Regions from separate parts of the Homo sapiens genome. Here region 2 is linked to region 1. A link is an interaction called in ENCODE POLR2A ChIA-PET data of the cell type or tissue named here. Cell type or tissue: OCI-LY7. All regions are shown on one strand. Region 1 overlaps MLLT1 (MLLT1 super elongation complex subunit). Region 2 has its middle 13 kb from the start of CD70.

The links. ChIA-PET counts read pairs that join two places held together with the same protein. Peaks named below come from ENCODE experiments on the same cell type or tissue, not always from the same donor. Only the 100,000 strongest peaks of a DNase experiment are listed, where the experiment ranks them.
Region 2: POLR2A ChIA-PET joins it to region 1 with 14 read pairs; 2 of 35 experiments call an interaction of 5 or more read pairs at or near these places.

Annotation. Positions count from the first base shown.
Region 1 is chr19:6,217,269-6,219,768 of GRCh38, forward strand. MLLT1 (MLLT1 super elongation complex subunit) reads right to left here. Exons shown (of 12, transcript NM_005934.4): 7 at 686-773. Among named protein-coding and RNA genes, the nearest start is that of MLLT1, 61 kb to the right of the region's middle. RefSeq lists an enhancer at 1-388. In OCI-LY7, CTCF peaks have their summits at 1,408 (motif pointing right) and 1,610; a DNase peak (open chromatin) is centred at 1,413.
Region 2 is chr19:6,603,193-6,605,692 of GRCh38, forward strand. No RefSeq gene overlaps it. Among named protein-coding and RNA genes, the nearest start is that of CD70, 13 kb to the left of the region's middle. In OCI-LY7, no CTCF peak of the experiment used is centred here; DNase peaks (open chromatin) are centred at 169, 979, 1,329 and 1,879; H3K4me3 peaks cover 2,470 bases; H3K27ac peaks cover 2,500 bases.

The DNA of each region.
Region 1 (2,500 bases):
CCTGCAAAGGATTCCAGGCCAAGGGGGAAGGAGGCTCTTGTTCCAATCCAGGAGTGGAAACGCTTTTTGCCTGGGAGTGGGTGCTGGGGTCTGGACTGGGGCCGGGGGCTCAGGGCAGCTCTCCCACTGTGTCCTGCAGGCTGCCTGGTCCCCAGGGCCCTCCCCACTCTGGGGCAGGCTGGTGCAGCCAATGGGCCTATGTCCTTTCCCCAAAAAGCCGCCCCTACTCAGGGTGGCCTGCCTGGAGAGGGAGAGGGCACTCCAAACACTCCGGCAGCAGGAGACCCCGGCCGTCCACAGGCAGCCAGTGCCTCGCTGGCCCTGGGGAGCGGGTGGGATGGGCGGAGGAGGTGACGCCGTCCGTCCATGGTCCCCAGCAGCACAGGGAGAGTTCTGGCCATGGGCAGGGCCCTCACCAGAAGCCCCTCACCAGCCTGGCTCCAGGCACGGGGTGCATGCCAACAGCCACCACAAGGAACAGTGCCCCCGGGCCTGACTGGAGGTCTGGTGACTTGTTCCTGCTTTGCTTTTAAATATAGACTCCCCCAGGCCACCAAAACCCTCCATGTACAGATCTGCAGGGCCCAGCCTGTGCAGGCAGTGGACGCTGAGGAATGCCCATGTGGCCTGAGCTCCAGGCCCTCCCCGGCCCCATCCGTGCCCCCCAGCTGCTCTCCATACACACCTTGGCTGTGGTTCTGGGATGGCTCGAAGTCTGAGTCTGAGCTGGAGTCTGAGCTGGAGCTGGAGTTGGACGGGCTTGACTGGGCAGACTTCACCCAATGGTGGGATGGGCAGGGAGGGGAGAAAGGGAGAGCTGTCACCTTTCAGCAGAGACAAAGGGGGCCCCCTGGCAGCAGCTACGCTGAGTGGGTCTCCCCCAGACACCCCTAGGGTCCCAAGGGTACCCACGTGTGCCGCTGAGAACCCACTAAGGAGCCAGCGGCCAGGCCATGCGCAGCCTATAGCCTCCCGTGCCAGCCCTAGGACACCCGTGGATGTCTGGGTTTCCGGTAGCGCCAGGAGACCGTGTGGACCACGTGGGCTCTCCTGTCTACCCAGGCAGGTGCACAGGGTACTGGGAGGGAGGCTGGGGCAGGGGCTTGAAGTCCCACAGGTGGGTGGGCCTTGCCTTCGTCCAAGAGGGCAGGCATTGACTGGTGTCGCAAAAATGTCTGGAACAGGAAAGCTGGGTGTGGACACTTCTTGTTCTGACCCAGTGCTGTCCGGGGCTCAGGGGTGGCAGAGAGCTCTGTATCCCCACCCATTCGCTGCTCCTACCGCCAGCTGCCCAAGACACTGAAGAGCGTGCGTGCACAGGGGACAGAAGCCATGGGCAAGCCCGGCCCCACCCGCCTCCTCCTCCTGCAGCTGTCCTTCCAGGCTCAGCCACCAGGGGGCAGTAAAAGCCACAACAAGGACACAAGGGGTGGGATGCCAGGACAGAGGGTGACAGTGCAGGGCAGGCGTGTATGGGGCAGAGGCGTAGCTCCTGGGTGGACGGGAGGCAGGCACTGCAGACACCTGCACGGGGAGGGGCCCATTGTTCTGGGCCCACATTTCTGCCAATGAGCTCATCCCAAGGGGTGTGCCAGAGGACATGGCGGGCCCAGGGCAGCCCCCTCACCTTGGGGGCCCGTCTGGTGGAACTAGGTGGCTTGAGCCCCTCAGACCAGTCCCCTCCAGGGTCCTCCCTCCATCAGGAGGAGGCAGCTGGTCTGCTGGATTCTGGCAGGGGCCGCTGCAGCCGCCAGCCATGCAAGGGAAGCCGTGAACGGAGTACTGAGCTGGTGGGACTCAGGACCTTGAGTGCCTGGGAGCCCCCGGCCCCTCCCCTAGCATGTGGAGGAGACAGCCTCCACCCTGCAGAAGGGTCCCCACGAAAGCCCAAGGCCTCCCCAAGCAGCAGGTCCAGACTCACCCGTGCCTGAGAGGGAAGAGGGACTTCCCAAGGGTTTACTGCAGCCCAACCCAGCCCCCTCCTGCCCCTCAAACCAGCCCCTGCCAGCGCCCCTTCCCACCAACACATGGCGCTCCCTGATGAATCATCACTGGGAAAGCCTGCCGTGGTGCCCATCAGTCACTGCCCACTCAGGCTACCTGAGTCCCGGACACATACCCCAGAGCGTCCAGGACCCCTGGCTGGGCCTGCCTGGAGCTGGGTGATGCACAGCCTGGACTTCTGTTCTTGGGGGCCAGGGGTGAGTAAGAGGTGACCGAGAGATGGCCTATTTAACCCCAGCCTTCTAACCAGCAGGCCTTGCTACTCAGAACAAGGCCGTCCTATGTCAGCCTCAGTTTTCCCAGCACCGCCAGCTGCCTGCACACCGAGGCCAAGGCTAGTCCTCCCTTGACCTCCGGATGGAATCCCTGGGGCAGAGGGGTGGGCACCAACCTGGAGGGAGGTGGACTGGAGAAGTATCCAAGGTCCTGGCCCCATATCCCATGCACTTTCTCACTAAAGGTGGAGAGGGGGCAGTTCAGGCGGCCAAAGGAGGCT
Region 2 (2,500 bases), 390 kb after region 1:
CCTCAGCCTGGGTCCCAAAGTGCTGGGATTACAGGCGTGAGCCATCCCACCCGGCCCTCTCTCCTTTCTTCTATTAAACTTTCCACTCTTAACCCACTCACTTGTGCCTGTGTCCTGAATTCTTTCTCTGCACACGTCAAAGAACCCCAGGGTATATAACCCAGACAGCGTAGCGGGTTCAGTGTTACCCTTGGCAGAGTTCTAACAGGAAAAGGACAGGGATCCTTCAACTTACAGCTTCCCGCTTAACTATATAGCATGCCTCTCACTGCTGGGATTTCTGCTGGGAGGGAGGGTATCAAGACACTTTTGTCTCAGCACTTCTCACTCTTCCATTCCTGTTCCTTTCTTTCTTTTTCTTTTCTTTTTTTTTTTTTTGAGACGGAGTTTTGCTCTTGTTGCCCAGGCTGGAGTGCAATGATGCAATCTCGGCTCATTGCAGCCTCCGCCTCCCAGGTTCAAGGGATTCTCCTGCTTCAGCCCCCCAGTAGCTGGGATTACAGGCGCCCACCACCATGACCAGCTAATTTTTGTATTTTTCGTAGAGACGGGGTTTCACCATGTTGGCCAGGCTGGTCTCGAACTCTTGATCTCAGGTGATCCACCCGCCTCAGCTTCCCAAAGTGCTGGGATTACAGGCGTGAACCACCATGCCCGGCTCATTCCTGTTCCTTTCTTTATCCCATGAGCCAGCAGGACTAGGAGAATTCTGTGCAAAAGGAAGCAACAAGAAACAATTTTCACCTACATGAAAGTCTGGGCTGGCATGTCATCTCTGTTCTGCAAAATCTTTAGGAGCCAAAATTCTTTCACTGAAGTGCCTCCGACACATCAAAGGTGATGCCCTTGTCTGCAAAGTACAAAGTGACACACCACCATGGCTGAGTTCCAGGAAACAGGAAGGTCAAAAAGTGAAGGGAAGCAACTATCCTTCCTTTTCAAGGAAGTGCTTGCGCTAATAAATTCCGCTTACAACCCATTGGCCAGGACTTTGTCACATGACTCAGGCAAGGGAGACTGGGAAATGTAGTCTTCATTCTGATTAGCCATGTACCCAGCTGAAACTCCAGGGTTCTATTACTATCAGTAACAGAATTTTGTGCCTCAAGTGCAAATTTCAAGGGGGCATCTCAAACTGTCATTGTCAAAATAAATGATATTCTCAGGCAACATTTTAAAAAAAATCTAAAAAGTGAAGGTCAAAAAAATTCATGATGAACAAATTGCAAAGATGTTTTAAAGATCAGATCCAACCCTACACTTCTACAATCTGCTTCATTTTTTTCCACCTTCATTCTGGTCTTGCAGCCCAAATTTGCATTCTGGCTCCAACACTTACCAGCTGTGTGACCTGCAGCAAGTGATTTAACCTCTCTGTGCCTCAGTTCCCTGGAAGTAATAAAAGTATCTCACAGGCTTGCTATGAGGTTGGAAGGAATTAATATTTGTAAACTGTTTAGCAAAGAGCCAGTACGTAGTAAGGAACTGGTGAGAACTATTACTATCATTGCTACTACTGAAACGGCCTCCTTGTCTGGAGTAACACCCGAGGTTCACAGTCTCACAGCCAAGGAAAACAAGGACATAGACATAGAAAGAGTGAGGTCGAGAATGGAAGTTTCATAGGCGAAAGAAAGAGGAGAGCTCTCTGCTGCAGAGAGGGGTCCCGGAAAAATGGGTTGCCGTATCAGCGGGGAAATGTAGGGGGTTTTATAGAGAAGCTAGTGAGCAAACGGTGTTTGATTTATATAGGGTGTGAAAAACTGGTTAGACCATGTGTCGCATTTGCATAGGGTGCAAATTTCTGGTAGCCTCTGACCCTAATCTTTTATTATGCAGGCAGGTTCTCTGCCCGAGCTGCGCCATGTTGCCCATTTCTGTTACTGCACGCGTGGTAACATAAAAGGGAAGAGGAAGCGTCCATGTAGGGCCTGCCTGGCCCCTGGGTAGCTCTCTTCTATTGGCGCACCTGCCGGCATTCTCCCGTGTAAGCTTCCAGCTGTGCCTATCTATGTTTGCAGCTCAATTTTTCAGGCTGCTGCTTGTTAGAAAAGAAATGATTTGGGGGCTGCTTTTTGTTAGAAGGGAAGCTCTGCCGAGGACTCTGCTGCCTTCACTATCTGCCTAAATAATTTCTTTCTACCTCCTGTATCACTACGACTGTTGCTATTATTAATCTGAGAAAGAGACTCACTCTGTTGCCCAGGCTGGAGTGCAGTGGCCTGGGCTCACTGCAACCTCCGCCTCCCAGGGTCAAGTGATTCTCATGCCTCAGCCTCCCAAGTAGCTGGGACTACAGGAGCCTGCCATTATGCCCAGCTAATTTTTTTGTATTTTTAGTAGAGACAGGGTTTCACCATGTTGGCCAGGCTGGTCTCAAACTCCTGACCTCAAATAATGTGCCCGCCTTGGCCTCCCACAGTGCTGGGATTACAGGTGTGAGCTACTGCGCCCGGCCTCTTATTATTATTTATTTATTATTATTACTGCTTTTGGAGAC